3 separate regions of the Homo sapiens genome follow, and regions 1 and 3 are each linked to region 2. The links are chromatin contacts, found by Hi-C or POLR2A ChIA-PET in ENCODE. All regions are on one chromosome and are shown on one strand. Each heading gives the region's core, a stretch centred on a gene start or an enhancer-like site at or near the end of the contact. The rest is flanking DNA. Distances are from core to core; before and after follow the strand shown. Region 1 holds the start of WDR33 (WD repeat domain 33). Region 2 holds the start of VMA22 (vacuolar ATPase assembly factor VMA22). Region 3 holds the start of POLR2D (RNA polymerase II subunit D).

Region 1 (3,449 bases), core at 704-3,203, 2.5 Mb after region 2:
TGAGACCGCCCTGGGCAACATAATCAGATCTTGTCTCTGTCTCACGTGTCCGTGTGAAGAGACCACCAAACAGGCTTTGTGTGAGCAACAAGGCTGTTTATTTCACCTGGGTGCAGGTGGGCTGAGTCCGAAAAGAGAGTCAGCAAAGGGTGGTGGGATTATCATTAGTTCTTACAGGTTTTGGGATAGGCATTGGAGTTTGGAGCAATGTTTTGTGGGCAGGGGGTGGATCTCACAAAGTACATTCTCAAGGGTGGGAGAATTATAAAGAACCTTCTTAAGGGTCGGGGAAATTACAAAGTACATTGATCAGTTAGGGTGGGGCAGAAACAAATTACAATGGTGGAATGTCATCAGTTAAGGCTATTTTCACTTTTGTGGATCTTCAGTTGCTTCAGGCCATCTGGATGTATACGTGCAAGTCACTGGGGATATGATGGCTTAGCTTGGGCTCTGAGGCCTGACAGTCTCTACTAAAATTAGCTGGGTATGGGTGTCCTGGTACAGGTCATTAGTCTGAGCTACTAGGGAGGCTGAGGTGAGAGGATCACTTGAGCCCGGGAGGTTGAGGCTGCAGTGAGTTATGATCACCCTGGGTGAGAGACCTTGTCTCTAAAAAAAGAAAAAATATAGAAGTTTATAAACATTTCTGATGTTATCATAAAAACTTTAGATACTGTGTAATGTCTGCATGATAGTCTACGTATGGATGTGCCATTATTTAATCACTGTCTGCTACTGTTTCCTTTTTTTTTTGCTATCATTAATACCTCAAAGATTAGTACACAAATCTTACTCACATCTCTGAGGCTATCCTTAGAATAGATTTTTGGAAGGGGATTATGGAGTCAAAAGTAAGACTTCTTTGAGACAGGGTCTTACTCTGCTTCCAAGACTTAAGTGCACTGGCACGATCTTGGCTCACTGCGCCCTCCAACTCCTGGGCTCAAGTGATCCTCCCACCCCAGTCTCCCAAGTACCCATCACAGGAACGATCACAGGAAGGCGGTCACAGGAACGCACCCCGACGCGCAAAGATGGGATCTCGCCATGTTCCCCAGGCTGGTACGATTCCTGATTCATACTGGAGAACAACTTGCTGTGCAGTTATATTTTGAACCTCATCAAAATGGAATCATACAGCGTCCTCTTCTTTGTGCCTAAGTTAACAGTAGCTGCTATTCGTTCAGGCTGTTGCGTTTATCCGTAACTTCCTATTTCTCTGTAGAAATCCACTGTATGATACACCACAATTTAGCCACTCAACTGCTGATGGACATTTAGGTTACCAGTTTTTTACTACTACGAATAAACGTGCTATGGACATTCTTGCACATGCCTTTGGTGGACGTATGCACTCATTCCTCTTGAAGTGAAATTTCTGGGGTCACAAGGTAAGCGTACATTTAGCTTTGGCAGAAACTGCAGCGGTTTTCCAAAATGGTTGCATCGTGGGGCTGTTTTTCTATCTTGGTCGCTGGACTTTAAGCGAGGCGTAATCTAGAGGCACAACTGGCTCGGGTAAGGCGTGGAGCCTGACTGTGTGCCGGGATCTGCCAGGGCTGCCACCAGCTAGCTGCACGGGTGAACAGACTCAGCAAGGTGCCACAGTGGCTTCCCACAGATCCACTCTCGGTGGGCTCGGTCCAACGACCCGCTATGTCTGCCGTACTGGCCCCGTACAAATATACTCATTCACATACTGGAAAACGGGGTGTTTTTCAGAGCATACACGTTAGCTCACACTGTAAAAAAAAGTCAGCACTGCGAAACGCAGTCGCTTCTTTCCTCCAGGAGGTAGCGCGTCCTACTCGCTCCGGAACAAAGGAAGCGCTCTGCAGGGTCTCGCGGCTCGGCACCTCACCTAGGCACATGCGCAGATCGAACCTCACAGAGGCCCGCGGTCCAGGCGCGCGTGACGTAGCGCCGTCCCGCCAGTGCGTGATGACCCCAGAGCGTGCGTTCGGTGGCCCATAGGGGAAGATGGCGGCTGCTCCTTTGGAGGAGCGGGATTGAGAGGATCGGGGTGGGGAGACCAAACAAGAGAGACATTTCTGGCTCTGAAGGCGAACGCTTCGCTGGCCATTTAGGAGCTCTGCTCAAAGCCAGACGGTGAGTGCGGCGGCGACACGGGACTGCTCGCCTGCAGCAGGCAGCGGCACTCTCCGCCATTTTCGGGCTCGGCCGTTGCGTGCTTTGGGGGCCTGGACGGGCGCCTGGGCACAGGTTGGAGGAACTGGGAGAATCGACCTCGGGGCGGCTGTTCGAGGCAGGTTCGAGACTTATGGGAGGGGGCTGGAGGCTGGAGGCCAACCGGGAAAAGCGGCCATGGTTAGAACTAAGGCCCTGACTGGGAGCGGTGGCGACGAGAAGACGTAAGTCAGGCCACAGTTAAGACGTGAAGTTTGGAGGGAAATGCATTTTAACTGAGGTTTGGGGCGGGAGTGGAAAGAAGTGGGCCGAGTTGAAGTAGTTGGTTGAAAGGGTCAAGGGAAGTTAACGTGAAATCTGCAAAACAGCTGAAGACTTAGCCGTGATGTTATCGTGGCTTGAAATCGGTGCTTATTATAAGGATGAGGCTACAGCTTGACAGGCAAAGCCCTGCTTTTTTGGAATAGTTGTATTTCTATTTGGTTTGTGCTAGATCCCTGTTTCTGATTTTAAGTTGTCTTCTGGCAACTAAGTAGTGAGGATCTTAGCATGCCTTCTTAAAAGAAATGACAATGAATGTTTGTACTTGGTTGTAACCCTTGGGATTAGTGGCCCCTTCCGGAGTAAGGAGGAGGCGGCGGCGGCAGGTCGGTAGGGAATTCCGTAATTGGATCTATTTAAATCAAATCAGAAAAATACGGGCTACTTGTAGAAAGCCTGTCAAGAATGTTTTAAAGTAGTTTCTACACACATGATCTTAAGTTGACTGTTCAGGAACTTTGGAAGACATTAGAATATGAACAAAAAGCCTGCACTGAAAGGAACAACTCTGGGGAGCGTAGACTTTACTTTTTTAGTACACTCTGGAGAGCTAATGCATGCTATATATACATATATATGTGTATATATGTGTGTGTGTATGTATATATAGCCTGTGAATATGGTGCAGTGGTAAACCTACTTAATTCAAACCTTTTAGTGACAGTTATGCTAGTTGTACCTCTTGTGGCATTTTTCATTTCCTCGCCTTAATTGCATTTTACCCATTTTTTATTACTGTAAGATACTTTTGCTTTTTTTGTCTCCTTGACCGGGAGAAGATAAAATATTGTATAGATTTGAGTTTTTGCTGAGACTTGAAGTTCCATATTTAGACTATCTTCTTGAAACTTGGGGAGAAATTTTAACTTGTCTTTCCTGTACTCCTAGGAAGAATTTTGGTAGAAAGTTGGCTTATGGCCGGGCGCGGTGGCTCACGCCTGTAATCCCAGCACTTTGGGACGCCAGGGTGGGCGGAT
Region 2 (3,290 bases), core at 390-2,889:
CAGTCTGCAGCACCAGCGCTATCCAGATAGTCTTTAGAGAGAATTTCTTTTTTTTTTTTTTTTTGAGACGGAGTCTTGCTTTTTTGCCCAGGCTGGAGTGCAGTGGCAGGATCTCGGCTCACTGCAACCTCCGCCTCCCGGGTTCAAGCGATTCTCCTGCCTCAGCCTCCTGAGTAGCTGGGATTACAGGCGCGTGCCACCACGGCCGGCTAATTTTTGTATGTTTAGTAGAGACGAGATTTCACCATGTTGGTCAGGCTCGAACTCCTGACCTCATGATCCGCCCGCCTCGGCCTCCCAAAGTGCTGGGATTACAGCAGTGAGCCACCGCTCTAAAGAGAATTTCTACAGGACAAGATAAAGTCTTTAAAACTTGGGACGAACTTGACACACTGCACACAGCGGGCAAGCTGCAAAACCCGGGTACTGCAACGTCAGTGACAAGTAATTAATACCATCACACGGAAGAAACACTCTCAAAACCAACAGGAGAACCCAATGGGCAAGGAAAACGGCCGGCAAGCATTTGGAAAGACGCTCGGATATTCGAACACAAATGCGTGCCGGGGTGGTTTACCACGCAGACGCCCGCGGGGCCGATGCCTTACCTTCCAGCGCGCGCCGCAGCCGCTCCTTCCTCTCCTGGGCTGAGCGCTGCGCCTCCTCCCGGGCCTTGCGGTACAGGTACTCGCGGCGCAGGCGGGCCTCGCGGCGCAGCTGTGGGAACAGCAGGCCCAGTCACTCACTACTCGCTCCCGAGCCCCGGAACCCCGGAGCCCCGGAGCCGCTGAGCCTCCAAGTCCCCAGAGCCACATCCCCAGCACTTCACGCGCCCCGGACCTCCGAAACAGGAGCTCATTCTCCTACCATCTTGAGTGCCGCTTCCACGTGGGTCCGGGAGAATCTGTGGGCTCCTCCAGCGCGACACAGTCCTCACTTCCGCCCTCAACCAAGATGGTCCCTTAGACGCTTCACTGGTGCCTGCAGCTGTGGGGAATGCCCTATGTTAAGATGGCGAATAGGGCGGGGACATCTCAAGGCGATTGGCCATTCCGGCAGGGCGTTCTCCTTGGGATAACCGATAGACTGGATACAGAATGTCACACGTGACTTAGGACCGCAGCTAATAAATATGTCCGCCCAGGCTTCTCCATCCTCGTCCTCCCCCCACCACCGCCGTGCAGAATGCAGTTTTCAGATGACGAACCGCTAAAACAATCATAATTAGCGGCTGGAAACAGTTCAACTGTAAAAACCGCACACCGACTGAAGGTTGCTTGCCGGCTCCTTTCCAAATTAACTTTAAAACCACTCTTCCCTCAACCAAAATGGTTTCTGTAGAGCTTCGCCTTCTTCCATCGCCACAACAGTGGCGCGACTTCTAAGATTCGGCAGCTTCCGGAAGGACTCAGAACCACCTATAACCCTAGCCGACAGTTCAGCAGGCTGATCCACTTGGGGGCTAATTGGAGAAACCAGTTGATTGGTTGCTTCCGTGCTGCTTCTCTAAGGGCGCTTGCCCTTAAAGAAGCTGACCCAGAGGCCTTGGTGCTGCCGGCGTGGGGATCCCCAGATGGGAACGCCCCTTGATGGAGGATCTCGTGTGCCTATTGGCTGTCCTGCCAAACTGCGGAGGGTGACAAGGAAGAAGGTGGCTCCAGATCTGGAGGTGTGTCCATGGCGGCGCTTGACCTGCGAGCGGAGCTGGATTCGCTGGTCCTGCAGCTGCTTGGGGACCTGGAGGAGCTGGAGGGGAAACGAACGGTGTTGAACGCCCGGGTGGAGGAGGTAGGCGCCTGGGGCGGGCAGGAGGGTACACGGGCGTAAACTGAGTCTCACCGCTTTCCTCTCCCTGCAGGGCTGGCTCTCGCTCGCCAAGGCTCGCTACGCGATGGGCGCCAAGTCGGTAGGGCCCCTGCAGTATGCTTCCCACATGGAGCCCCAGGTCTGCCTCCACGCCAGGTGAGGAAGCTTCCATGCTGGGCTGGGTGGGCGGGCGGGCGCGTTCTAGGCCCGGGCTGCCAAAGCTCCATCCTCCCTTCTCGTCCTTCAGCGAGGCCCAGGAGGGACTCCAGAAGTTCAAGGTGGTGAGAGCTGGTGTCCACGCCCCAGAGGAGGTGGGGCCTCGCGAAGCAGGTGAGCCCCCTCTTCCTTCTGCAGAACCCCTTCCCAGTGTCAAAGACAAAATGCAAATTATGGAGATGATTTAAATTAGGTTTTTGCGATAAGAGAGAGCATCCCAGAGCAGAAGAACAGAATGTTTTTGTAGGGTGGTTTTGCCTTAGACTTTTATAGGAAGTAGAGAAATTGTTGGTGAGTTGCTTTACACTGGGAATAGATTTACAATCACATACATTTCAGTCAGCTGAACAGAAAATATTTATCTGTGTGTCTAGCTAGTTTCAGAGGGACAAACTTCTAATCCCAGTTAATCATCCTGAGACAAAGAATGGGGAGTTGGAACGTCTATGTCTGGTCTGTTGGCATGTTCAGGTACAATGGGTAAGATCAGTGTCACAGGCAAACAGGGTCATCAGTGGGTCTTACAGGAGTCACGGGAAAGAGTGGACAAACAGTCTCATCTGAATCACAAGGGGAAAGGCTGTGTTTTGTGGTAAGCTGTTTCCTGGAACCCCAAAGTTGGAATTTTCCAACCAACAGTGTTTTATAGAATCATGAGCTCAGATCAAGCTCAACATTGTCACCAAGATGATAAAGGTCAGGGAGTAAGATCCCAGCCTCCTCCAACCTTTCTTTCCTCAGGTCTGCGGAGGCGCAAGGGCCCCACTAAGACCCCAGAACCGGAGTCCTCTGAGGCCCCTCAGGACCCCCTGAACTGGTTTGGAATCCTAGTTCCTCACAGTCTACGTCAGGCTCAAGCAAGCTTCCGGGATGGTGAGTGGACCGTGTTGTTTGGCTCTGTGGCCCTCAGACCCTCTATCCACAGGGAACACTTGAGCACTGCTGCCATGGCTGGGGTTAGTCTGTGAAAGGCTTTGCAGGTTTTCCTCCATCCAAACTTCCGTTGTACACCCATTATTTTTTCCAAAAGCATTTACTGGTTGTTGGCAGCATTCGGGTTCATGCTAGCTGCTGGGGATACAGCAGGGAACAAAAGAGACAAACACTTTTCATGTAATGTTTAGAAGCAGACAAAGGCAACGTGCAAATAAGTAGGCCCTTAACATAAGTCAGGCTGTGAAAATTGTTATGAAAAACACATAATGGAGTGGGACAGGAGTGGGCCAGGGGAGGTCTCTCTGAGGAGGTGAAGGAAAAGCTTTGTGGGT
Region 3 (3,696 bases), core at 648-3,147, 2.5 Mb after region 2:
TAGGTAAAAAGTAAAAATAGTAAATGTTTTGCCCAGACCCCAGCACATGGTGCAGTGGCTGGGCAGCTGTGGTTATCTGGCCTGTCACTCAGTGCTGGGTGTACAAGGGAACACCGGCAAGCATCAAACCCTCCGGAACCTTCAGCTTCTCTGAGCACGTGAAAGGGGGCGTGGCCAGCCCTTCAGGTCTGGGCAGGTTCCTTAGAGAAGCAGTGCTGAAGCAAAGAGCATGCCCTGGAGGAGGGAACTTCTCAGGTGGTGGGAGACCACATTGCCGGCACTGCAAGACAGCAAGACGCTGTGGACGAGCCCTCGCAGGAGATCAGGCTGCACAGGCCAGACAGGATTCCCAGGACTGCCTTCTAAAGGTTTTCTTTTTCTTTAGTTTTAAAATTTTTACTTTTTAATTTTTTAAGTCTTTTTAAAAATTATTATTTGAGACAGAGTCTCACTCTGTCGCTGTCGCCCAGGCTGGAATGCAGTGGCGCGATCTCGGCTCACTGCAACCTCCGCCTCAGCCTCCCGAGTAGCTGGGATTAAAGGCGCCCGCCACCACGCCCCGGCTTTTTTTTTTTTTTTTTTTTTCTGTAGAGACGTGATTTCACCATGTTGGCCAGGCTGCTTTCGAACTCCTGACCTCAGGTGATCTGCCCCCCCCACCCCCACCGGCCTCCCAAAGTACTGGGATTACAGGCGTGAGCCCCCGCGCCTGGACTTTGCCTTTTTTTTTTTTTTGGCAGGGTCTCTGTTGCCCAGGCTGGAGTGCAGTGAGGCAATCATAGTTCACTGCATCCCTCAAGCGATCCACCCGCCTCGGCCTCCCCGATCCCTGTGACTACAGGCACGCGCCACAACGCCCGGCTAATTTTTGTATTTTTTAGAGACGAGGTCTCACTATGTTGTCTAGGCTGGTCTTCAACTCCGGAGCTAAAGCGATCCTCCAGCCTCGGCCTCCCAAAGTGCTGGGATTACAGGCGTGAGCCACCGTGCCCGGCACAATTCATTTTTTATTAAATCAACAGAGTTTACAATATGACCATCTAAACATTGTTGACTAATGAGCTAAGATATTGTTGACTAATAAGCTATGATTATTTACCTTATTGTACAACCTTTTGTTTTCTCCAGTGTCGAAAACAGCATCATTTTTTATTTGCTTTTTTTTTTTTTTTAATATATTTTTTGAGACGGAGTCTTACTCTGTCGTCCAGGCTGGTGTGCAGTGGCGCGATCTCAGCTCCCTGCAACTTCCGCCTCCCGGGTTCAAGCGATTCTCCTGCCTCAGCCTCCCCAGTAGCTGGGATCACAAGCGCCCACCACCATGCCCGGCTAATTTTTGTATTTTTAGTAGAGATAGGGTTTCACTATGTTGCCCAGGCTGGTTTCAAACTCCTGACCTCAGGTGATCCCCTCGCCTCGGCCTCCCAAAGTGCTGGGATTACAGGCGTGAGCCACTGCGCCCGGCCGTCATTTGCTTAATTTTCTACGCATCACCCAAATGTTCCAACAGACGTGTGGTAAAAGCCTCTGAATATCATTGTCCGCGTACTCAGAAGTATCAGATAATCCACCACAAATCAATAAAATTTTAGAAGTTTAAGTCGGTGAAGGAAATTGGACCCGGTACTTTCGGAGCCGGCTGCCCTGCTCTCCATCAGCAGGCGTTCCTGCATCTCATCTGACCTCCTCCGTCCAGAAAGGCGTAGGGACCTGCCCCAGGACGTCTGCGCGGCGAGGAGCATGGGAGAAGAGAGGGAGTGCAGGGCGCCCCTCGGTGGCGGGGAGCCTCCAGGACCTCACCAACCGGTCCCCTCGCTGCGCCCCGTCCGGCTCGCACTCCCGGCCCCGCCCACCCCTCGGGGCCCCTCCCGAGACCACGCCCCTTCCGCGGCCGTTGCTCCGCGCTTCTGCTTCCGGCGGCGCTGGTGGTGGCGCGCGGCGCGGCGCGGCGATGGCGGCGGGTGGCAGCGATCCGCGGGCTGGCGACGTAGAGGAGGACGCCTCACAGCTCATCTTTCCTAAAGGTTGGGCTCGGGGCTGCCAGACTCCCCCGCGCCACTTCGCGTGGTCGCCGCAGGCCTGGCGTTATGCGCGCTTCGCCCAAGGCCCTGCCTCAGCGGCGGCTTGGGCAAGCCCCAGCGCGGCGTGGGGCTGGGGAGGGAACATGGCCTTGGGAGGGACCATGGCCTTGGGAGGGACCGCCTGGGCAACTGGGTTATTTTATGTGATAAACTGCGAAGTTCCGGGGACCTGTGTCAAAGATAAACAAAGCCGGACACTCAGGTGGTAAGGACAGATTTTTAAACAGTAATATACTGTTGCACTAGGGAAAAGAGCCCAGCGTGAACCGAACTCAACTTCGATTAGTACAGAACCTCTGGGCGTTTTAACGGAGAATTAGGGAATAAGGATGTGGTGAGCGGGAGCTCGGGGGAGTCGGGGAAGTGAGAAATGTAAAAAAGCGGGAAGAGGAGGATTGGTCCGTGTGAACGCAGCTTGGTTTGTTGACTGGCGCACCTGTCGAAGTTAGGCCCCTACCCTCCCACAGAGGCAGAGAGACAGAGTCCTATCTTCAGCTGTTGGCTGGAACAAATTATTTTGGCAGCCTTGAGTTTTCTCACGCACGCACTTTAAGTGGTTGGGGAGGGTATTCCTAGGGATGAGGTCTTCAGCTCAAAAACTTGAAAATGTATACAGCTGTCTTACACTTTATTGATTTATTGATTTATTGATTGAGATAGGGTCTCGCCCTCTTGTTGAGGCTGGAGTATAGTGGCATGATCAGAGCCCACTGCAACCTCAACCTCTCAACCGCTCAAGCTATCCTCCCACCTCAGCCTCCCAAGTAGCTGAGACCACAGATGCACGCCCCCATACCTGGCCCATTAAAAAAATTTTTTTCGTAAAGACAGGGTCTCACTATGTCGCCCAGGCTGGTCTCAAACTCCTGGGCTTAAGTTAATCACGGCACCTGACCTATCTTATTCTTTTATTCATTCATTCATTTACTTATTTAGAGACAGAGTCTCACTCTGTTGCCCAGGCTGGGGTGCAGTGGTACGAACTCGGCTCACTGCAACCTCCGTCTCCTGGGCTCAAGTGATTATCCTGCCTCAGCCTCCCGAGTAGCTGGGATTACAGGTGCCCACCACCACACCCGGCTAATTTTTGTATTTTCAGTAGAGCTGGGGTTTCACCATGTTGGCCAGCCTGTTCTCGAACTCGTGACCTCAGGTGATCCACCCAGCTCGGCCTCCCAGAGTGCTGGGATTACTGATGTGAGCCATTGCCTGGCAAAATAATAAATTTAAAATTAAAACGGAAATACTACCCTCTAAGAAATAAAAAATATAAAAATGAAAAAATGTTTATTATGTGTTTTTTGTATTTTATGGTTTAATACGTTAGAACTTACTATTTTAGTTGTTAATTTATTTTTTTTAATTTTTTTTTTAATTTTATTTTGAGATAGGGTTTCACTCTGTCACCCAGGCTGGAGTGCAGTGATGTGATCTCGGCTCACTGCAACCTACCCCTCCTAGTTTCAAGCCATCCTGCCTCAGCCTCCCAAGTAGCTGGGACTACAGGCGCCTGCCACCATGCCCAGCTAATTTTTGTGTTTTTAGTAGGGACGGTGTTTCACCATGTTGGCCAGGCTGGTCTCGAACTCCTGACCTCAAGTGATCCACCCACCTT

Evidence for each region. Hi-C counts contacts between places; a loop is a spot of excess contacts on that map. ChIA-PET counts read pairs that join two places held with the same protein, here RNA polymerase II (POLR2A). Pooled maps may share reads with other maps.
Region 1: a loop to region 2 is called in a map of CD8-positive, alpha-beta T cell, with 8 times the contacts of the local background. The contact joins the promoter of WDR33 here to the promoter of VMA22 in region 2. A Hi-C loop is called at or near these places in 2 of 168 maps with a recorded cell type or tissue (CD8-positive, alpha-beta T cell and naive thymus-derived CD4-positive, alpha-beta T cell) and 7 of 50 pooled maps.
Region 3: a loop to region 2 is called in a pooled map, with 21 times the contacts of the local background. The contact joins the promoter of POLR2D here to the promoter of VMA22 in region 2. A Hi-C loop is called at or near these places in 6 of 50 pooled maps. POLR2A ChIA-PET finds 5 or more read pairs at or near these places in 2 of 52 experiments (A549 and CD4-positive, alpha-beta T cell).

What each region holds. Positions count from the first base shown.
Region 1 is chr2:127,809,675-127,813,123 of GRCh38, reverse strand. WDR33 (WD repeat domain 33) reads left to right here and starts at 1,953. Exons shown (of 22, transcript NM_018383.5): 1 at 1,953-2,112. LOC124907885 (a long non-coding RNA gene) reads right to left here and starts at 1,873. Exons shown (of 2, transcript XR_007087230.1): 1 at 981-1,873; 2 at 1-612. RefSeq lists enhancers at 1,652-1,721, 1,992-2,281, 2,302-2,381, 2,462-2,541, 1,948-2,888 and 1 more.
Region 2 is chr2:130,340,513-130,343,802 of GRCh38, reverse strand. VMA22 (vacuolar ATPase assembly factor VMA22) reads left to right here and starts at 1,639. Exons shown (of 5, transcript NM_032357.4): 1 at 1,639-1,788; 2 at 1,859-1,962; 3 at 2,054-2,136; 4 at 2,764-2,895. The coding sequence starts at 1,678. It overlaps IMP4 (IMP U3 small nucleolar ribonucleoprotein 4), which reads right to left and starts at 906. Exons shown (of 9, transcript NM_033416.3): 1 at 868-906; 2 at 609-717. The coding sequence starts at 870. RefSeq lists enhancers at 874-1,043, 1,174-1,723.
Region 3 is chr2:127,856,356-127,860,051 of GRCh38, reverse strand. POLR2D (RNA polymerase II subunit D) reads left to right here and starts at 1,897. Exons shown (of 4, transcript NM_004805.4): 1 at 1,897-2,024. The coding sequence starts at 1,952. It also overlaps the pseudogene LOC107985803. RefSeq lists a silencer at 1,753-2,062 and an enhancer at 2,293-2,462.